Linked DNA regions of Homo sapiens: all the other regions are linked to region 3. A link is a contact called in ENCODE Hi-C or POLR2A ChIA-PET data. All regions are on one chromosome and are shown on one strand. Each heading gives the region's core, a stretch centred on a gene start or an enhancer-like site at or near the end of the contact. The rest is flanking DNA. Distances are from core to core; before and after follow the strand shown. Region 1 holds the start of UBL3 (ubiquitin like 3). Region 2 holds the start of RPL21 (ribosomal protein L21). Region 3 holds the start of SLC46A3 (solute carrier family 46 member 3). Region 4 holds the start of USPL1 (ubiquitin specific peptidase like 1).

Evidence for each region. A loop is a pair of places that touch in the nucleus more often than their neighbours do. ChIA-PET counts read pairs that join two places held with the same protein, here RNA polymerase II (POLR2A). Pooled maps may share reads with other maps.
Region 1: a loop to region 3 is called in a pooled map, with 10 times the contacts of the local background. The contact joins the promoter of UBL3 here to the promoter of SLC46A3 in region 3. A Hi-C loop is called at or near these places in 1 of 37 single-sample maps with no recorded cell type and 8 of 50 pooled maps. POLR2A ChIA-PET finds 5 or more read pairs at or near these places in 1 of 52 experiments (BJ).
Region 2: a map of sigmoid colon shows a loop between it and region 3 (10-fold over the local background). The contact joins the promoter of RPL21 here to the promoter of SLC46A3 in region 3. A Hi-C loop is called at or near these places in 4 of 168 maps with a recorded cell type or tissue (B cell, CD4-positive, alpha-beta memory T cell, CD8-positive, alpha-beta T cell and 1 more) and 12 of 50 pooled maps.
Region 4: a pooled map shows a loop between it and region 3 (12-fold over the local background). The contact joins the promoter of USPL1 here to the promoter of SLC46A3 in region 3. A Hi-C loop is called at or near these places in 7 of 50 pooled maps. POLR2A ChIA-PET finds 5 or more read pairs at or near these places in 2 of 52 experiments (CD4-positive, alpha-beta T cell and naive thymus-derived CD4-positive, alpha-beta T cell).

Annotation. Positions count from the first base shown.
Region 1 is chr13:29,848,096-29,854,002 of GRCh38, reverse strand. It overlaps UBL3 (ubiquitin like 3), which reads left to right and starts at 3,386. Exons shown (of 5, transcript NM_007106.4): 1 at 3,386-4,491. The coding sequence starts at 4,465. RefSeq lists silencers at 3,231-3,340, 3,611-3,910 and enhancers at 3,471-3,540, 4,211-4,280, 4,751-4,820.
Region 2 is chr13:27,247,131-27,252,885 of GRCh38, reverse strand. It overlaps RPL21 (ribosomal protein L21), which reads right to left and starts at 1,328. Exons shown (of 6, transcript NM_000982.4): 1 at 1,301-1,328. RefSeq lists enhancers at 835-1,420, 1,074-1,613, 1,421-2,006, 825-2,024.
Region 3 is chr13:28,715,861-28,721,160 of GRCh38, reverse strand. SLC46A3 (solute carrier family 46 member 3) reads left to right here and starts at 2,191. Exons shown (of 6, transcript NM_181785.4): 1 at 2,191-2,665; 2 at 3,139-3,351. The coding sequence starts at 3,163. It also overlaps the pseudogene CYP51A1P2.
Region 4 is chr13:30,616,297-30,621,904 of GRCh38, reverse strand. USPL1 (ubiquitin specific peptidase like 1) reads right to left here and starts at 3,985. Exons shown (of 9, transcript NM_005800.5): 1 at 3,849-3,985; 2 at 666-832; 3 at 13-141. The coding sequence starts at 764. It also overlaps a transcript of HMGB1 not described here. RefSeq lists enhancers at 3,908-3,957, 3,978-4,307, 4,358-4,497, 4,518-4,587.

The DNA.
Region 1 (5,907 bases), core at 2,137-4,636, 1.1 Mb before region 3:
TGTGTCTGGGGGTCTGGGTACCTGCAGATCAGGCCAGCCTTGAGCAAAACTGAATGGAGATGGCAAAGGCTGTCTCTGCTTCTTATGGCATTTTCCTACTCTCTGATCCTTTGTAAATGACAGAGCATGGCATCATGAGATAATCAACTAAAGAACCACATGATAAAAGTTTACTGGTTTCACAGAAAGTAATTCTTCCATTTAGTTATTTTAACTTCATGAGGTTCCTTGAGAAGATCCTTCAGGAATGATCTTAAGATGGGAGCCATTTTAGACACTTACATGGTAGATGGGGGAGATATATTTGTTAACAAATGTATGAGATATAGTTTACATATTATAAAATCCACTCATTTCTCAATAGCTCTATGGTAGAAACAATTGACGTGTCTATCCATGGATAAATGAATACATAAAATGTGGTATATACATACAATGGAAAATTAATCAGCCATACAAGGGAAGGAAATCCTGACATGTTATAATATGGATAAATCTTGAAGACATTTTTCTAAGTGAAATAAGCTAGCCACAAAAAGACAAATACCATATGATTCTATTCATATGAAGTACTCAGAGTAGTAAAAAAACATAGAAACAGAAAGTAGAATGGTGTTTGGGAGAGACAGAAAGGGGAGTTGGTGCTTAATGAGTTCAGGGAGCAAGATGAAAAGAGTTCTGTGAATGGATGGTGGTGGTGGTTGCACAGTGTGAACGTACTTAATGCCACTGAACTGAAAATGTAAAAAAGACTAAGATGTTAAATTTTATGTTATGTGTATTTTGCTACATTTTAACAAATAAAAAATTACTCATTTAAAGTGTACAATCCAGTGGTTTCCTGTGTATTTACAGAGTTCTACAACCATCGCCAAAATCTAATTTTAGGTTGTCATCATTCCACCTTCCCTGTTCCCCCAAAATCCCTCCTACCCATAAGTAGTCACTTAGGGAAGATATTTTTAACAGGCCATCGGTGTCATGCCCTATTTTTCCAGGACTTGACACTCATAGACTCTTAGAAGGGACCTTAGAGATTTAGTTCAAGCTTCTCAGATGAAGAAATTGAAACTCAGAGAGGCAAAAGGTCACATAACTAATTCGTGGCAGAGCCAGGTCTTTTGACTTCCTATGAAGTTATTTTTCCCATTACAAAAATGCTGTGTCATTCACTTTCTTCCAACTGATGCTGACAATAGATTCCTGGTGTCAAGAAGATGCTACCTTTTCCTGCTTGGGACAGCTGAACTCCTTTCTACAGCCTCCCACCTCACCCGCCTGAGCTGGGAAGCAAAGAGAAAAGAAAGAGTGGAAAAATCTGCAACTGTGTCCAATAATGTTACCTCATGCCTTAACAATGTTAGGGATGAGTTATAATGAGTTTTATTGAGAATAATGTCTCAGCCCCTCTTAGAAGAGTAATTGGAAACACAGCGACTTTTGAAAGACATTGCCTTTTGTAAAGGTGGCAGTGGTAACCTGCAGCAAACAGCAACTCTTGCCTTTCTACTTACAGTGGCACTTAGGCCCGGCAGTGCCATGGCCAGGCAGTGCCATGGCCAGGGAGGTCATTGGATAAAAGTTGGAGTCAAGGGTATGGTGGAGGGACTAACTCTGTGAGTTAGAGCTTTCAAAATGTGCTCCAATATTCCTTCTGAGCTCATTGGTCAATTGAAGTATTTTCACCTGCCCTTATTTCCTGGGGGGCTGGTGTAGGGGTAGGGGGACTCTGTGGTTGCTAAACATTGCAAATGAGCAACCAAGTAACAAAGGCCATGGAAAATCACGTAACTATGGACTTGGAAATATCTAGACAAAGTCCTGAAGCCTAATCACAGTGAGATTTGGGCCTCTCTTCTCTTCTGGCCTTTGGTTTTTCGGAGAATTTGATCTATCTTCCTCAGGGTGATATAGGCCCTTAGGAGTGTTTGGAATTTCTCCACCCAGGCTACTCAAGAGGCAGGTACTCTAAATGTCCTGTGGGTTTCCAACTGATGAGAAACCCAACTGGAGAGATTGCTGTGGGGAATCACGTAGGCTTCTAGACAATGAGCTCCCTGAGGACAGTGACTGGATTCTGCCTCTTTTCAACAGCCCTATAGACAAGGATGTAATAACCCCCATTGCCAACCCAAGACCTTGGCATTTCTGCCACATGATGCTGCTGTTCGCTACAGTGACTCATTTTTAAACTCCTAGTGCCTAGCAGAGTGCCTGGCACATTTGTTTGCTGAATGAGAGAATGAGTAGTGACATTTCATATCAAATGATGCATTATTATTTACAAAGTGATTTATTTCCCATGCATGAACTCATCCTCATAACTACCCCTACTTTACCCCGGAAGGTAGGCAAGACCATTTTACAGATGAGGTCACACAGCTGTAGGTTGGAGAGGTGGCTTTCAGACTCTAAATTCATTGGCATTTATATATAGGCATCATATTGAGACTGCCCTTTCTAAAGTACTCTGTCAAAGGACTAAGAGATATGAATAGGGATTCAGATGTTGACCTCAGATTTAGGAACAAAATGCAGAAATCACAAATGTCCATCTGAATGGTGTCTCAACAATGGCATTATTTTCTCCTATTTGCTAATCACTGCAAGGCATATAGGTTTTCAATTACATTATGAGTTACATAGAATAGAATTTAGGGTCCAGATGGGTAAACTGGTGAATCCCCATGAAGTTTGTAGTAGCTATTTCCTGATACAGATTTGATATAATAACACTGTTGTATGTAATACAGTTTTGGTAATTTCAGTTAAGTAGATTGTAGCTTTATTGCCCTGGGTCTTCAAGGAAACACATGTTCAAATATTCTCACTGCTTAATGAGATCCTTGTTCCTGTTGAACTTATGTGACCTTATTGGAAATCAATGATTGCTTTTGTTCTTCAAAATGTAATGTTGAGGAGACCTAGATGAAATCACTCTACAAAATGCATTGAGATTGCAGGATGTGGAGAATGTGCTGTAATTAAAATGAATGATTCTGCTTGGAGGTACAGCATATTTTAGCTCTGTGTGCATATCGTGCATAAGGGAATTTCTCTATGCAGAATTATTTTCTCCCAACAATTCTCATGATCACAGCACTCCTGGTAGCAGGTATCACTTAACTCCTGGGCAGCAGCTTGTCCAAAGCAAGGGAAAGGGAGCTTTCCTTTCCTCGCAACTGTTGCTATGGGGGGCGTGGCTTCGGAGCTGGGTGAGGAGGCGTTCGGCGGCTCCCTCCCCCCCCCACCCTCGTAGACTACACTTCCCGTGATGCTCGAGGGAATGGTCTCCGTGGTGACGCACTTGGTGTCCGCGGAGGGAGGACGAGGACGGGGGCGGCGGCTGCTGCGAGGGGGGGCCCGTGCTCTCCCCGTTTCCCTTAGTCGCACTCAGGCAGCCGCCGCCGCCGCCGCTGCCGCCATGTTGGTTTGAGAGGCGATGACAGGAGGCGGCCGCGGCGTGTGGGACTGAAAAGTGAAGGAGGAGGAGGAGAAACAAAGCTCTGAGAGGAAACCATTCCCGGGCTGAGGAGAAGGAGGACCCGGCCTCTTCCGGGGACCAGCCGAAGTCGGCGTCGCCCGGAGCTCGCGAGGCCGGGGAGGGGAGGGGAAGGGAAGGCGGAGACCGGGGAGGCGGCGGCGGGGAAGGCGGAGGCAGAAGAGGAGTGGCGAGGAGCCGGAGACGATGCGCCCCGACCCCAGCTGCTGTCCGGAGGCGCCCGCGGCCTGAGCCCAGAGGGGCTGTGGAGTGTCCCGGCCGGCCCCGAGCACCCCCGCGCTGTCGGTCCCCCGCTCCGGTCTTTCGCTTTGGCTTCCAACTAGTTAAATGCCCTTGAGCGCGGGTTTCCGCGGCCCGGCTCTTCGCCCCCGCGGCGCGAGTTGAGCCGTTTCCCCGCGCTGTCCGCGCGGGCGCTCCGACAGCGGCTCTGCAGGGTCCGCGGCCAGCGTCCGGCCACCGCTCGGCCGCCACTCAAGGCTCACGCGTCGATGTGTAGCTACATAGTTATCTGTGTACATCCACGCTGGGGCATTTTTCTCCTGCTTAATGAGGACTTGACTCGGGAGCAAGTGTGAATCATTGCCGGGGCTGGGAAAGGAGGAAGGCGCATTTAACCCCCTCCCACCCCTCTCCATGTCCGTGTGTCACTCGGCTCGGTCCACCTGGCGCGGCCGGTCCTGGGGCTGCTGCTGCTGTTGACGACGACGACGACGACGGGGGCTGCCTCTGCTGTCCCGGGAGTTTCCTCCTGCTCCGGCCACACAGCTCCTGGGGATTGTTCCTCTTCGAACCAGAACCTCGGCCTGACCGGCACTTTGGCTCCAAAATAACTTTATTTTTGGGGGAGAAAGCACATCACGAACCAGTCAAAATCGTGGTTTATTTCTGTAACGTGAAGACTTCTGCTCTTTTTTCTTTGTTTGTTTTTTTCGTAAACATCTGGGTGTATATCAAACGGCAAGATGTCCAGTAATGTCCCGGCGGATATGGTAAGTGACGGATAAGTTATGACACTGATTTAATTGTGGTTTCCAATCTTATTTAATCGGAAAGACGGCAGGCGTGGGGCGAAGATTTGCTGGGGACTGTCGAAAAGCCACTGTGCTGAGCGATTTGGAGAAGTTGGAGCTTCTGGTTTCCCCCTTTTAGGAAGTACTGCTTTTAATATGGGTTCTCTCATTTGGTCGTGTTTTCTAAAGCATTGAAGATAGTGGAGAAGTAGGGAAATGTATCATGGTAGCTTGAGGGGACAAAACATCTCCCTCTTCGCTAGAAGCCTCCGAACACTAGTATTTTAACGTTTCTGAAAACGTCAGGGACAGTGGGCAGAGCTGAGGACGGGTGTCCCTACGAGAGAATAGGTAGGGAAACGGGAATCTTGCTTTATGACACAGACGAGATCGTCATTGCAGTAGGGACGAACTTGATATTTTTCAAGAACAGGGATGCACATCTCTTCAAGAAAAAGTATGTTAGAATTTGCTGTGAGGTTTTTGAAATGTCTGAATACGGATGGCAACAGAAATATAAAGATATTTTGGGATTTTCAGAAACGTAGGCTGACCCTGTATTGGTACTTACAATGAATATTCCAGGGCTTTTTAATGCCAGATATTTATTAATAGTAGATTCCATATTAGACATAAAGCTAAGGAAACATAGTATTGAGCCTCGATCACTGAGTGTTGAGAACTTGAAACAAAAAGTACTGTTGTTTATTGACGCCTTTCTTTGTTTTGTTTATAAAGGGTAAGGTTGTGAGTCGGTTGACTAACAGTAACCGTGTAACCTTACAGTGCTGGGGCTGGGCTTGTGTGAGTGTGAAGTTACATTTTGCAGTCCTAAGGACAAACATAATGCATTTAATTACCAGGAAGAGGAATAATCCTGTTTATGAAAGAATTGAAGTTAACGTAGTTGTGCTCACATATGTTAACATTTGAGTGTTTGTGTATTCAGTGGAAACAAATTGAACTTTGCTGATGATTAAATTTTATTTTATTTTTTAATTTTAATTTAATTTTAATTTAATTTTTATTTTTTGAGACGGAGTTTTGCTCTTGTTGCCCAGGCTGGAGTGCAATGGCGCGATCTCGGCTCACTGCAACCTCTGCCTCCTGGGTTCAAGCGATTCTCCTGCCTCAGCCTCCCAAGTAACTGGGATTACAGGTGCCCACCACCACACCTGGCTAATTTTTTTTTTTTTTTTTTTTTTTTTTTGTGGAGACAGGGTTTCACCATGTTGGCCAGGCTGGTCTCAAACTCCTGACCTCAGATGATCCACCCATCTTGGCCTCCCAAAGTGCTGGGATTACAGGCGTGAGCCACTGCGCCCAGCCTGCTGATGATTAAATTTTAAAACGCCAGATGTTTCTAGAGGAGCAAACCTCATATACAGATTTTAT
Region 2 (5,755 bases), core at 79-2,578, 1.5 Mb after region 3:
TACAGCAGTCAGGCTTGACGTGTTGACAATATTCTAACACAATTTGGTTTCTAAGTTTACCAACAATCCTTTAAGAATGGCTCCCAAAGTACCATTTTTATAAAAATTGTATAGCAAGAAGACATGTTTCACCTAACTCACCAAAGTCAAACCATTGTTACAATGGATGAACCCTTTAAATGCCAGGTACTCTGTTCCAATCCCCAAAGCCTTTAGATGTGTATAAAGTTCCAAAAACTTGTGCTAAGTTAGTACACAAAGGGTGATACTGTGTAGATTCAAGTCACTTTGTGGAATCACCAAGTGGCATAATCAGTTAACTCATTCCTGATTCCAGAGCCCATAATCCTCCACTAGATCCATCTTTCTGAGTTTGGAATCCATTTTAAGCATGGACCCCATACACTTAAAACTGAAGGCACTTTTCAAAACGATGCTTTACAGTTTGTAAGAGTATTAAAATCATGGCAACTAGGATCCACCATAAAGAGCAACCTGCAGTTTGCTCGACTCTGTTGACGTCCACAAACTAGACAAAATGATGAACTATGGCTAAATGTTTCCCTTCACTCAAAGCATGCTGCCCTAGAATTCGCAAAACAGTATCTCCTCTTGGTGCAAATATTGGTGTTGCAACCTCAAAACACTTTCCCTTCGTCCGATCACCATGTGGGGTCAAAATTTTAAAAACAGTCGGAAATCGTCTTATGCATTAACTAAGGGCAGTGAGGGTTCATCACCCAGGACGACTCCGGGACCCACTCTCCGACCGAGAGCCCGGGTTTTCACACCTGTAGGCTTCACAGAAGATTAAAGCCGACGCCTGACTTTAAACCCATTCCTACTACCCCTTAAGTCCTCACCCAACATCATCGCAAGATTTGGAATAAAAAAGCCACACTGAAAGGAGTTAGAAAGGCATCAGGCCACGCGGCCCCCACACAGCCTATGTGAGAGGGGCCACCCACAGTACCGGAGATGCAGCCACGGGAACATAAAACGAAGTCTTTTAAAGATTAACTCGAGTCGCCTCACCCCAAGCGACTCAGTCTCGTCTTTCTCGCAAATGTCCCCCCGCAGGGCCGCAACATCGCAGTCCGGTTCTCAGCCCACGGCCCAGACCCGACCCGGCGCACGCTGCTCCCCGTCTGGCAGAACATGGTTTAACCCGCCCATGCCAATGGACCTCAAACAGGTTAGAGAGTCTCCCCACGGTCCCAATGAACGACCTCTGAGGCCACAAGGTCGCGGTTCAAGTCTGTCGAACACCTAGCGCCCGGGAGCCACGCGTAGGCCCTACCTGGAAGATGGCGGTTCCGGCCGAAAGGAAAGAGGCGGGGCCGCGGCGCGCGCCTTACAAGGGCCTGTGGGCTGCCCACGGCGCTGCCTGAGGGAAACGCCAACCGTAAGCGACTTCTTTCTAGGGAAGAAGATCGTCTCTGAGAACACAGAAAGTCTGTGAGGATATTTTCCCCTCTTGCGAAAGAAAGGCAACCGGCCAACACAAGCTGACACTTGCATCGTGTCAGACAGCCCGGAAAGGGGCCTTCAAGGGCGATCAAGAGGACGCCGTCGTCCCGAGCGTGCTTACGCCATCCTTTGCGTCACCGCCTTCGCCGGAAGCTGCCTTGTATCCGCGTCTCCGCAGGGAAAACTGCGGCTGGCGGTGCGGGAAGTGCTATTAGTAGTTGTTTATTTGTTTGTTTGCAGAAATAATTGCTTGGGTACGAAGGTCAAACGAGAATGAAGCAAGTATATTATCTAGTTTGTATGTCTTTAAATAGTTTCTCCTCCACACGTCTAAACATACGCACCTGCTAGTAGGTGCGCAAATGTTAAAACCTCTTTGGGAAAGCAATGTGGCAAAATCTAGTAAAAGTTTTCAATTACTAAACCCCAGCACTCTGCTCCTACCTATATGTCTTGTAGAAACTTTGGTAAGTGAACAAGGATGTACGTAACAGCGCTGTGGGTAGAAGCAAAAAATTAGAAACGTCCATCAATAACAGAATAAATACCTTATGGGATGTTAGGATGTAGTATTATACGCCAATAAAAGAAGACTGAACTCAGAAATGTGATGAGGCAAAAAGAGAAAGATGTAGAAAAATAAATAGTATGACAATTCATATACATTCAACTCTAAAACTTGTAAAACAATGCTATATATTGCTTAGTTATGCATACATATGTAGTTAAAGAAGTCAAGAAATACAAGAGAATGAAAATCAAGTTGAGAAAAGCAGTCATATCTGGTAAGGAGGGGACAATAAAGGGAGGCTTTAACTGTATTGACCATTATTAAACCGGGTGTTAAATATATGGGTGGCCATTGTTTTATTCACTACACCTTTAAAAATAGATATTATTTTCTTAATGTAGTTTATTTAAATTGAGATAATGCCATATACCCAGCATCCAGTTTCCCCTATTATTAACATCTCATGCTAATATGGTACATTTGTTGCAATTAATGAACCAATATTTTACACTGTTATTAACTAAGGTTCACATTTTATTCAGATTTCCTTCGGTTTTACCTAATACCCTTTTTCTGTTCCAGGATTCCATCCAGAATACCACATTACATTTAGTTATGATGTCTCCTTATATGCCTCTTGTGGCTGTGGCAGTTTCTCAAACTTTCCTTACTTTTGGTGACCTTGAGAGTTTTGAGGAGTACTGGTCATGTATTTTGTAGGATGTCCTAATCATGGAATTTGTCTCATGTTTTTCTCATGATTGTATGTATTTTTAGGATGCATTTTTAAAAAGTCAGCTAAGTTAACAAAATCCCTTATCAGACTGAATATAAATAATATCGTCCAGTCGCTTTTGAAATTTGCATGTCTTCGACTCACTCTCCTGATGCACCTGAAAGTTGTAATTTCTAAGAACTGCGTCAGCACCATTTTTTAAATGTGTACATTCTGTGACCATCGTCATCAGCACTTAACATCATTTGCTGAAGAACTTGAGGAGGAATAGGATTTGGTATTGATTCCTTCAATACGTTGACTCCTCCAGACTTTCACTGTAACCATTAGCCCTTGGCTTCTAGATTGTCTTTAACTTAATTTTCTGTAGTTCATTATTACAGTCACTCTGTTAGCACTCACTTCCTCAGGTCACTTTTCCTTTCCCATTACTTTCTTTCTTTCTTTGAGAGGGAATTTTGTTCTTGTTGCCCAGGCTGGAGTGCAGTGGCGCGACATCGACTCACCACAACCTCTGCCTCCCGGGTTCAAGCGATTCTCTTGCCTCAGGCTCACGAGGAGTAGCTGGGATTACAGGCGCCCGCCACCACACCTGGCTGATTTTTTTGTTTTTAGTAGCGACGAGGTTTCACCATGTTGGCCAGGCTGGTCTCCAACTCCTGACCTCAGGTGATCCACCCGCCTCCACCTCCCAAAGTGCTGGGATTATAGGCGTGAGCCACCGCGCCTGGCCCCCATCACTTTCTTAGCACATACCGAACCTTGGATAAATGCAACCGTGACAGTACCTCCACAGCTGAGCACCGTTGAAGAAAATCTTGTAATCTGGTGTGATGACAAATCAGAAACTAGTCATCCATGCACTATATTTTTTTGCACTTGGAAATATTTTTTTGAGCCCATAGAGTGTTTTAAAAATTAACATATCAAAAAAAAAAGATTTCTGGCTTCCCTTGAGAAATCAGGAGATCTGGCAGCATAGAGCTGATAGTCTTGATGGCCACTCCACTGGCTTCCCCTTTAGATGGGGCATTCATTCTTGAGTTCCTTCATCACTCAGCCTGCTTCAGTCATTTACCTGCCTGGCTCCTGTTGGCATTTGTGTTTTTAGCCTCTCCCATAAATTCACGACCAACCCTTAACAAATGGGTACTGTACTGTTTAGCATCCCCACTACAGTTCCCCAGTTAATTTGCTTACCTGCTGTCAAAAAAAAAATTAAGCTTTTACATAATTAAAGTTAGTTTTATTCAGAAGTCTCACTGAGGACTGTAGACCAAGGTTTATACCCTGAGGGCAGTTCTTTCACAGGGCTCCAAAGTGGTCCCTCAGCCCATTGCTTCTATGTAGGTTGTGGGGGTTCTGTATGTGTGAAATCTCATTAAAGTTTGGGTGTAAGAGTACATCAGTTTATAGATTACTAAAGTAATTTGGTTATAGATTGTAGAAGCATAATCACTAACCCTGTCAGACATCTTCATGTAGGAAAAGGCAAGGTCAAGTTCATTTACTGTTTCAGGAACGTTGTAACTCAGGCGAGTGACACGGGGGGCCGTGTGCTCTATCCTGTTTTAAGATTCTTCCTGAGGAGCTGCATTTCATCACAGTCAGGGGTTCAAGCAGAAATAAGCAAACCTGGCTTAACATTTTCTATTTTGTCTCACATTATTCTATTTAAAGATTATTTCATGTCATTTCTTTGATTATCAAACCTTCCTTTCTCCCACCTTTCTTTCAGCTGATGACTGCCTCTTTTTTTGAGACTCTCTTAGTCCCCAGGCTGGAGTGCAGTGGCATGATCTCGGCTCACTGCAACCTCCACCTCCTGGGTTCAAGCAATTCTCATGCCTCAGCCTCCCAAGTAGCTGGGATTATAGGCGTGTGCCACCACACCCGGCTAATTTTATTATTTTTGGTAGAAACAGGGTTTCGCCATGTTGGCCAGGCTGGTCTTGGACTCCTGACCTCAAGTGATCCACCTGTCTCAGCCTCTCAAAGTGCTGGGATTACAGGTGTGAGCCACCACGCCCAGCCAACTGCCTCATTTTTATCAGTGTACAAACATGCTCCCAGCCAACTCCATCATTTTTATCCATGTACAAACAGGCTCTGGTGTTCCCCACTAAAACCCGCAACTCTCTTCTTTCTGATTCTGCTTGATCTCATATTCCTTTATAACTACTGCCCCATATGTTCATTTTTCTTCTGTCAAATGTAAAAAAAAAGGAGTCATGAAATTTTTGGTTTTGTACATCAAAAATTGTGAAAGTTCAGCAGTGTCATACAGTTTAATACATAAACACTATTATCTCTTCCTCATCTTTCATTCAGCTTCAGTTTCATTTGACTTCTGTTCTAGTCATGTCATTAAAGCTGCTCTTGTCAGGGCATCAACTGCTTATATGTTGCCAAAGCCAAAAGACATTCCCTGTTCTTTCCTTTCTTGATCTCCGCAAAGCACTGGACTCTGTTGGCCAGCTCTTCCTCCATGAAACACTACCCTTCCTCACCACTCCACAGTCTGATTTGCTGATTTTCCCTCCTCTCCCTGTCCTATAAAGACTACATTTCCCTGGGTCTTGGAGCTAGGCCCCTGCTCTTCTCTTTCTGTACTGCCTTCCTGGTTAATTCCATTTACTCCTATAATTTTAAATTTCATCTCTGTGTTGCTTACTACCAGATTGATTTATGTGATTCCAGCCTTTCCTCAAGATTGCTATTCAACTTGATATCTATTCTTGGATACTCTTTAGCATCTCAACATGTCCAAATCTTTTATTTTTCTTTTCTTTTTTTTTAACTGCTCCTTGTGGAGCAGGGCTATCCCATAGGCAGCGTGCCTAGAGTAGCCAAAATTAATTGTATGTGGGTACTCTACTGTTTAACATCCCCACTACAGTTCCCCAGTTAATTTGCTTACCTTCTGTCAACTTAAAAAAAAAATCAAGCTTTTACATAATTAGTTTTATTTAGAAGTCTCACTGAGGACTATAGACCAACGTTTATACCCTTGGTATAACCTTATGGGATGTGTTGTA
Region 3 (5,300 bases), core at 942-3,441:
GAACTCTGGTTTTAATATAATCTGAAACAAGGTCCTTGGGAGTAATATAATTGGTCACATTCTGTAAAGCACATTCTGTTTAGGAATCACTTATCTCAAATTATAACTCAGGGCCTAACTATATGAGATGGCTGAAAAAATACCACATTGTCTGTTTTCACTAGATGATGCCAAAATATTTTGCTTTACGTATATTACAGTTCTTTTTAAAACACTGGAAGACTCATGTTAAACTCTAATTGTGAAGGCAGAAACTCTGCTAATTTTTCACATTAAAATTCTCTTTGAAAAAATACAAAAAAAAAATGACTGTTGTCACCATAGCGATCAGCAGCAGAACTCATTAAGAAGACCTGGCTTTCTTCTTCGTGTGGAAGAGTAGGAATGCAAAGCGTGGAAGTATATTGGACATTAATTATTTTTGCCCCATAAGAAAGGACATTTTCAGCAGGGCACGGTGGCGCATGCCTGTAATCCCAGCACTTTGGGAGGCTGAGGTGGGCAGGTCCCCTGAGGTCAGGAGTTCAAGATCATCCTGGTCAACATGGTGAAACCCTGTCTCTACTAAAAATACAAAAATTAGCCGGCCATGGTGGCGCACACTTGTAACCCCAGCTACTCAGGAGGCTGAGGCAGGATCATTGCTTGAATCCGGGAGGCGGAGGTTGCAGTGAGCCAAGATCCTGCAACTGCACTCCGGCCTGGGTGACAGAGCGAGACTCCACCTCAAAAAAAAAAAAAAAAAAAAAGGACATCTTCTAAGTGCCGTTTAGAATAATATAGTACTTAGTACAAAGTACTGCAACTTAAAATATTATGTCTTCCTTGCAAACTGTATCTTACTCATGTTTGTTTATCTTCTTTCCAATATCCATGCTCCATTGTTTGAAACTCATAACAAGTGCTTCATAAATGCTGATTTGAAGAAGCTGGGAAGTAAGATTAAGTGGCAAGTCCAAGGTTACCAGCTACTAAGTATCAGTTAGGACTCAAACCTAAGACGTTTAACTCTGCATTCAGTGACACAACTGTCATTTAAGGAGTGCTGAGGAAGAGAAAGCAGCTCTGACATCCAGGTGCTGGAACTATCAGCTGGGCCTTGGTGTTGCTAAGAACTTTTCTGGACCATGGTGTTCTGTCGAATGAAAACAATTTCACGGAACACCAAAGTCAGACAAGAGCATTCTGTAACCATGATCAAGACAAAAACAAGACCACGTCATAATTTTGTCTGAACACGGACAAAATTTAGGCACTGTCTAAACCACAAAAATGACAAATATGTGTGACTGTTGCTTCTTTATCATTCATGGCTTTAGCCTCTGTCTAGTCTTGACTCCTAAATAAGACTTATTAAGATACCCAATCATAGAATTACTGCCATTTCCTGACAGCAACCAATCCAGAGTAAGGCCTTGCTTTCTTGAACTCTTCCCAAAATCACATAACGCAAGCCCATAGTAAATTCTAACACCTTCTTACTGAGATGCCCCCACGGTTCCTCATGCATGCATTTCTCCTGGCTTCAAGAAGTAGTAGCTCAATTCTTTTACTACAAGTTGTTCCTGGTGGGTGTGTTGGAGAGCACTGACAACTCCTCCTATGTCCAGGGGCTGTGTTGTGTATACATGCTGAGTGTTTAATTAGACAACCCTGTAAGACTTATCATCCCCACGTGGCAGATAAAGACATGGAGGTTCATGAAAATTTAACGATTTGCCCAAGTCCCCCCTCCCCTCCCCAGGAAAAGCCAGCGACCACATTCCAACCCTCCGCTAACTCTGCATTGAGCACTCTCTTTCCTATGCCCTCCACCTGCGCCCATTCCCCTCTTCTGCGGGCCGACCGGGATCCTGCTGGGGGCTACAGCCCAAACATGTTACTTTTCCAACTGTTGTTTTATGTGTTTCTATGAGAAAGGATATTCGGATTCAGAAATGCTTTGCAACTCCAGAGCTGTTGAGCCTGCGGCGCGGCCCACCACTCAACAGCGGTGCTGAGTGGCTGCTCGGTCGCGCGGGATCCACTCCGGGCCTCCGAGGGTGGGTGCACGATCCACTAGCCACTCTCCAGGGGAGAGTGACGTCCGGGTGGACCAATCGCCGCTGGGGCACCGACCGCTGGGCCCAATCGCAGGAGAGCCGGGTAGAACAGTGACAGCGCCGCGGCAGCCGACCCCGCCTCCTCGGCGGACAGCGATGCTCAGCTGGCTGCGGCCGAGTCATCGCCTAGCGCTGGCAGGGCCGCTGACCGACCGACGGAGGCGCCGATTGGCCGATTGTCCACTGCGCAGAAGGAGCAGCTGCTCCGCGCCCCGCCGCGCCGCGCTGAGGCCGAGGTCCGCAGGGCCGCGGGGAAGCCGAGGGCTGCCGGAGAACCCTGCAGGTGTCACTCGGGACGCGGAAGTGCGCTTGCCGAGGTTTGCTTTACAATACGCTTGAGACTCCCCGACAAGCGTAATTTGGTCGAGTTCGACGGGAAAGTACTCTCCCCACCCCAGCGCCGGCCGCGTAGTCCGAGGTTACTGTCCCCGGCGCGTCCTCTGTTGCCCCAGTCCAGAGGCTGCCCTTGAACCCGGGCGCGCACGAGCGCAGGGCATCCGAGGCGACAGCCCCTGGCACGGCCCGACCTGTACCCAGCCTGGCAGGAAGACTGTAATCGTGGGGTGAGTTAAAAATAAGGCCCTTTCGATTGGGAGCTGCTTTTTAAAACGCCCCCTCCCTGTCCGTTTTTAATACGCAGCAAAATAACAATAACAATTGTGCAACTGTCGCTTCCCAAAAGGAACCTCATTGTTGAACTTACGAAAAATCAGTTGGCAATATACAGTGTGGGAACTGTACTGTGATCATTGGCTAACCAAGATGGGTGACAGTTTATGATTTCAAAGACTCAAAGGCGGCTTGAGTCCTACAATGTCCTACTCATAAAAATGGAAAGCATGGCAGCCTCAGGTTGTTACAGAGTACTCTACTCCAAAGTAAAAGTTATTCTCTGAGAAAGTGCTTACTGCCTTTTCTGTTCTCTAGTTTGCTTGTTTAAACATTTACTCCACAAAATTGCTCAAACTTACCCATCTTTGAATATCTAGCCTCTGGGATGAGACAGATGATCTTTCTCCGTTTTCACTTTTTATAGAATACAGCTACCTACCCAGGCAATATGAAGATTTTATTTGTAGAACCTGCCATTTTCCTTAGTGCATTTGCTATGACTTTGACCGGTCCACTGACAACGCAATATGTTTATCGGAGAATATGGGAAGAAACTGGCAACTACACTTTTTCATCTGATAGCAATATTTCTGAGTGTGAAAAAAACAAAAGCAGCCCAATTTTTGCATTCCAGGAGGTAAGAAATTACAATATCCATAGTATTTAATAAAATGGGAATGTATACCGGGCTTTGAGTTAAAGAGGACCGTGAACTCATCATCCATTGGTCTCTCTAGGGCGGCCATCAAAGTCCTAAATCCCAAACCTAATGGCCTTTACTGGGAACTCACCTCATTTGAAGTTTCCTGACACCTTTCAAATCTGCCTCTTCTTCTTAAAACACCCTCCTGCTCTGTGACACTAGCTCTTCTCCTTTCTCTCGGAAAATTTCACCACAGTGTCATCTCTTCTGTGGCTGTCTCCTTGCTTTGTCCTAAAAAAAAAAAAAAAAAAAAAAAAAGTCTGAAAATTGGGGCAGGGCAGGCTGGAATGAGCTACTTGGTGGACAGGGGTGGCTGAAACATGGTGTTTCTGTCTCTCACTTGCTCTATTCTTCCCCAATCCTTTTACTGTTTCTGCATGTCCCAGCTTTCAGGGACTCTAGAAAGTGGCCCATCACTGAAGATTGTGAGCCAGTGTCTGTCACAGGGTGGGGTGGAGGAGCATTTATTATTTGGTGGTGGTATCAAATCAGCCTTGGCTCTCACGTGTTGAGGAGCAGCTGTGTGGGGACATCTGGAGTGGGGAGTACCCACCGTTGACACCAAAGATGTTTAGCCAGATATTAAGGAGGCTTTCTTCCTCCCTCTCCAGCAATCTCCCCAGTTTTTTTGTGTGTAAAACAGGAGGCAGGCACTTCACCATTCTCCTGGTCCCTTGGGCAGTTTTTGACAAAAGTCTACCATTTCAAAATGCAAAGAGATAGTATCCAGGTTTGGAAATTTTTTTTTTTTTCCTACAATGCCTCAAAAACAAATCACACCTGTAAACTCTAAACTCTTCTTCTGGGGGATATTTTGTGATTGTAAAGGAGTGGTGCTGCCTTCCCAGTGAAAGATGAAATGAATTAAAAGGAATTGAGTCACCTCCTGCTGGCTCTGTGAGTCTCTGTGACTGGGAGAAGAGCCTGAGAAGGAGGAAATGGCAAACCGCCCCAGAGGCAAGGTTCTAGCACTTCCCGAGGTGTCAGGTGGAACCTTGCTGGGGTGAGGTTAGGCAATTTGGCACAATCCCTAATCTTACTCATTTCCTCATTCCCATGGGAAACGTTTTCTTGGGAGTGATTATTTCTGAGCAGCCTGGAAGACATCAAGGTTCTGGCGTAGAGTAAGGTCATAAAAAAAAAGGGCCCTGAGTCTCACCCAGCGGTCTTATCTCCCTTCAAGAATGTCTCCTAGGTCATTCCCGGGAGTGAGAAGCTTCGATCGGCTCACAGTTTCTTTTTGTAAGTGTTTATTCATGCATTAAACAAATGTTTATCACACATTATCCTGTGGTGACAAGGATAAGCAAAACGGCTCTGAACCCGAGAAGCCCAGAGTCTCTCTAGGTTGAGAAAAACACACATAAACAGAATAGAGTTTAACAAATCCTCTTAGTTTCAAAGTTGGGGTCCTACAGCAGGGATGCTCTTCAGATTTCGGCTCTGGAGACGTTTGTTAATATACATACTTGAATCCCATCCTGGAACCTCTAACACAGTGTTTTTTAACCTTGACTGGACATGGGAATCACCTGAAGTGTTTTTTATTTTATTTTGTTTATTATGTATTTATGCATGTATGGTACTTTTTGAGACAGGGTCTCATTCTGCTGCCCACGCTGGAGTGGAGTGGCGTGGTAATAGCTCGCTGCAACTTTGAACTCCTAGGCTCAAGGGATCCTCTCACCTCAGCCTCCTGAGTAGCTGGGACTACAGGCACGTGCCACTACACTCAGCTAATTTTTGATTTTTTTTTTTTTTTTTTGTAGAGACAGGGTCTTCCTCTGTTTCCCAGGCTGGCCTTGAACTCGTGGCCTCAAGTGAGCCTCCTGTCTGGTCCTCTCAAAGTGTTGGGATTACAGGCGTGAGCCACCGTGCCCGGT
Region 4 (5,608 bases), core at 2,736-5,235, 1.9 Mb before region 3:
TTAATACTTTACCTGCAGATCCTCACACAAAAAGATAGATTCTTGAAAACTAATTCGGTAAGTCTTTAAGGCTTTTAACTTTCCCTTCTCTCTACAAGCAGGGCAATACTCATCTGATGGAACTTTAGCTGAATCAAAATTCTAAAAGAGAAATAAAGCAAATTAAAATATAGACATTCCTAGAATATATCAAAATATTAAAAGTTAAATGGAAAGGTAACCAGAAAAAATTATAATTTTCAATTACAAGTATCCTGACAAGGTATTTTAAACATGGCAAACAAAAGAAATGCATATAAGCCTTTAAATACAGCTATTATTCCAAAAAGAATTATGTTATAGTTTTAAATATTAAATTTTATGTGTTAAGAATAGTATCAATTTTATTTGCAAGGAAAAAAGTAACATCAATTACCCGGGAGAATTTATGTACCATATTTTCAAAGAACAGTAAATCATAAGGTCTATGTTTTATTTCCACTTTCATGTATCAATAAAACACAGAAAGGTAAACACATTAAAACAATCTTTCGCCATTACTGTAAGATTTCCGTGGAAGACACAATTTTTTAGAAGTTAACTGGTAACATCAAAATTGAATTTAAGTCTCAAAAATAGAGAAAAAAAAAAAACTTTGCACTCAGGCAAAAAATAAGTTCACTAACTTTTCCCAAATACCCCACCATGTGGAGTGAAGATATCCCTATATCAGTCCCTGGTCCAATCACTGGCAAACCATTTCCAATCTTCGGAGAATCCATCATTCCGAGTCATTGGCTAATTTATGTCACTTGAGACATGTCAATATCACTAAGGATTTTTTCAATGAACCCTGGAAAAAAAAAGTCAATAGACAATTAAATAAAAATTCTATTTACTATAAAAAAGAACCATGCTATTTTATAAGACGTATATAGTAAGCAGATTTTGAGGGCTATATGTCCTAGAATAAACATATTCTAAAATTATAATCTTGAAGTGAAAATGATACCTATATTTATAAACCCAGCAAATTTGTGAACAGAGGGTAGTGACTGGCAACAGGACCGGTTTTCATAGCAGACTCATTTGTCAACAAATTAAATAAAACTTGTAGTAGAGGCAGCTACTATTTAAAGCAAACTATATTGACCAGAATTTGAAAGCCTAACTTTTTAGAGTCTATGTACAATTTGAAACAAATATGCCAGCATTATACTGAGAAAAACCCCAGATCCATTGTGCCACTATTTGACAGGAACAAAAGAACCAGTGAACCATATATTCCATACATTCCTATTGTTTTCAACTACCAACATTAATACTTCACCAGTTGGGAAAAATACTACTTATTAAAAGCTGCTAACAAATTATTATTTGTAAATGATCTAATTTACACCACATTTAACTTATTTTGTTATCTGAACAAAAATATAAACACTGTCCTAGTACAAATTACATATGTGGCAAGCTTGTTTTGAGTGCAGTCCTATGGTGCAGAACCACATTTAACAGAGTAAAAATTACAAGAGACCGGAGCTCAGTGTAAGCAAAAAATAATTAAGAGCATTTTAATTGTGGGTTCACAATGATAGGAAAATCAAATACAGGAGACCTTTAGGGCAGAGGAGAATTACCACTTAGCAGAAATGTTGTAAAATAATTCTAGGCATAAGTCTTTCCCAAATCCAAGAATCCATGATTCTATGACACCCATCTCCTGGGAATCGATGGCTCACAATTCACTTTAAAATCTAATTACGCTATTCTGGTTCGGCTATATAAACTTCACAAACCTTTCAAGCCAAGGAATAATTTCAAAAATAAAACTGCTTTTTAAAGAAAGTATCGGCGAATCTTAATTTCCTATTCCTGAAGAAATAACCATAAGACAGAAATTTCTCAACTGCAGCACTACAAATATCTTTGACCAAATAATTGTTTGTGAAGGCTGTTCTATGCACTGACGATGTTTAGCAGCGTCACTGACCTTTACCCTCTAGATCCAACAGCCAAAAGTTTCCTGACTTGCCAAATGTCCCCTGGTAAGCAAAATCACCCCTTCTGGTGAGAACTACTGATGCTAACTTTTTTCTTTCTTTTTAGGCACAGACAACTTATTACCTTTGGCTGGTTCTATTTATAATCTACTTACAAAAGAGAACTATGTAGGAGTCAAACTTACGCTTTTCAGGCTTTGTACCTGCAGATGTTGGTCCAGACACTTACTTGTAAAATTAGTTTCTTCTAAGAATTAAATGAGATAAAGCATGTAAAAAGTTTAGCACCTGACAAATTAAAGTTACTATTTGGTGCTAATTTTATACTTCATTCTGCGTAGAGAAGCAGTACACGTCGTATCATTCTGCGGTACTCTCAAATGGGAAACTAGTAGGCTATGTACCTTGAATAAACTGTTTTTGATGAAAATTTCCATCTACCTGAGGGAACCTAGAAAACTTTTTCAAATCAAACGGTTTTCTCTTTGTCTCTCTCAATTATAAAATATAAAGAGTCTCCAAATCTGCTCTCCTGATTCCATCACCCAACATTTCAGCGGGAAAAACCAGATAGGTTGGTGGTTGAAATCCCGAATATATAGAATCCCCCAAAAGAAAATTCATTTAATACCAGAGGTTTATTTGTCCATATGAGGGACATAAAAAAAATACCAGAGGTGGGCTCCCCAGTTCTTCTTCCAAATACAATTCACTTTGACTTACATACAAAATCCCGGGGGGGATTTTACAACTTAATTTGACCCTAAGTAACTGCTCTTCCTCCCTTCAAAAACAATCTGCTCCTCCTTCCCATATCTCACTTAAATGTGGGCGTCTCCATCCTTCCAAACACACAGACTAGAAAGTCTTGAGTTGTTCCCTATTCTTTATTTCCCTCTTCGCACAGTAAGTCACCAAATTCTGTGGACAGTTCTTTGGAAAGGTCTCAAATCTCTACCTCTTTCCCTTCCATATCACTGTCAAAATGATGCCTCTACAAGTCTGAGCCTGTCAATGCTTAGTTTAAAATTCTCTATTTACTCTAGCCTGATTACAGCAAACTCCGTCCAAACAGCCCAATATAACCTAAAGGTAGTATTATGACCTAAAGCTCATTGTACTGTGAAACCAACCTAGCTTTCCAGTTCTGTCTTCCTCAACTCTACTTCACCCCCAGCATCTTTCTTCTAACATCCCCTTTTCATACTTCTGTGAACCACTTATACTCCAGAAGCCTTAATGTGAATTATTAGCCCAGCATGAACCCAGTTAGATAGCACAATGAACGTGTCAAGGTGGCCCTGGGAATCGCAAAAAGTATTCAATTAAACTTAATTCACACTCCTGTGTGCAAAATGGAGAAACCCAGGGAAACAGCTGTTCGAAGAGGGGGCCTTAAACCCACCCATTTGAGCTCGCCCTCCGAGAGCGAGTAGGCTCGGCACGTGAACTGTCAAAAGCGAGGCCACAACCGACCTGGAAGCCGAGGAACAGGGTCAGCTTTCTGCACCCAGCCCTGTCAGGTACCAAACCCAACTGTCTTGAATCAGAGACGAACAGGACCAAAGGAGGTGAGTTTCAACACCCAAACTAAGAAGCCGAAGGAGGCGCAGGGTCCGTTAACCCTGCCCATCTCCACGCTCCTTGGAAAACGAAAACAAACTCTGGTTTCTCTTCAGCGTTCACCTCTCTGCGCCCAAACGGATCTGTAAGTCCAACTCTATACCTTAATCATCAACCTTTCCCACTTGAACCCCGTCCCAGCCCAGCCCATCCTTTCAGCGCGCCGACTACCCCATAGGTCATCCCAGCTCTGTCTCTTTTCCCAATTTCGAGAGCGGAAAGAAACCCCTCCCTCTTCTCCCTTACCTGCCGCGGGCACTCCCCTTCTTGGTACCGGGTCGATCGGAACTCCTGTTCCAGCTTGATCTCCACCCTAGTTGCAACGTTCAACCCACGTTCCCCTCGGACTGCTCCTCCCCCACTCGCGTCTCCACTAGGAAGGCGGCTTCCGGCTTGAGTCCGCGGCAAAAGAGTCCTCCTTCCTGCTGCACGCTGGGCCTGAAAGGACGGTGGCGTGGCGGGGAAGGTGAAGACGTGAGCACTTCCGGTCGCCCTCCGCAGAGGCGTGGCTGTCCGCCCTGTGGCCGCAGACGCAGTTGCGACTGCGGCGACGAGGAGGGGCGGGGCCGGTGGCTGCTGAGCCCGCCATGTGTGAGTGGCTGGGTTTGGGGAGGCGACGTTTCTGGAAGCTGCTGGAAAGCGCCCGAGTGGCGGAGGTGGCGCCAGCGGCCAGGGGGTGGGGCGTGATTAAAACTAGTGCGCGGCTTTCTGCGGAGGGATTACGCTGACGAAAGAGACCTGCTTGCGCGTCGCTGTTCCGTGGTCCGCGCGAGCGTGGTCGGGAGCCGCTGGTTCCTGGGGTGACCCGCGGAGGTGGGAGAGGGAAGGGCTTCCGAAGCCGGCGGGGGTGCCATGGACCCTCTCCGCCGGCGCGGCCTTCACAGCTGGGCCGCGCCGGGCATCCGTAGTCCGCTCTCCCAAAGCCTCGGTGGAGCTGAAGCTGCCACAGAGTGCATGTTCACAAAGGGTCATCACACACGGAGCTGCCCCTCCCTGTCTCCCTAGAGCCCATCTTCGAGGCCAGGGGCTTTTCTACCAGGATTCTGGGGTGTTTCTCCTCCTTTCCTCCCTCCCAGATCTTCTCACGGTAAGGGGAGCAGCGAAAGCGCAGGGACTTTGCATTCCACGACCCGTTCTGACTAGTCAACAGCCGATCTGTCCCTGCTGCTCTAATTCCAGCTGCCCTGCCTTGTTTTAACTTCAGAGAAAGGGGGAGTTCTCATTTGATAAGTTTAAGCCTTTGCTTTCGTAGGAAGGTCATGTGGCTTAAGGGACATCGTGACCGCGTATGCTATTTCTGCCTGTGCATTCTAAATCTTGGGGGCAGCATATTCCAGAAGTCCTTTTGGTCGATTGGTTCTGTGTCCTAGGATAACAATTTGTAGTTTCTGACCATTTCTTTACAGAAAAACCACAATTGGTATTTTGGACTGCGGGGTTTTTTAGTGGTCTCAAACTAAATGATTATATTCTGGAATAATGCTGACAATTTGGATAGGGTGGTGTGGAGGAAACAAGTCTCGTGTAGAAGAAATTATTTAGTAAAAAGGATTTTAGTTTTTGGTACTTCTGAATGCAAATGGCCAAGGAATCCAGCAGTTTGTTGGGGTTTCTCCAGACAAAAATAGGCTGGTTAGTTTGTTTACCTTTTTCTGTTGCTTTACTAGATTGTTAATGTATTTGTATATTTAAGATCTAGCTAGTTAGGTTTTTCTTTTTTATGAATTGTGATTAAAATTGGAGAAAGTAGTACTTCCTCCTGAAATAGACAAAACTCAGAGGGTTGTTTTCTTGTTCACCACTGCTACTTCCATTTTTAGAATGGAATACACTATTTGTAAAAAACAAACTTGCTGAGTATTAACTCATAAATTGAACAAAACAATTGGTTCAGTTAAAATGTAGCTAAAATTGTAAGACTGCAAAACAACATCACCAAACTGAATTGTATTTTTTAAAACGTTGTCTGCAAAGTTGAATTTTAGTCTTTCAGTGTAAATTTGGTA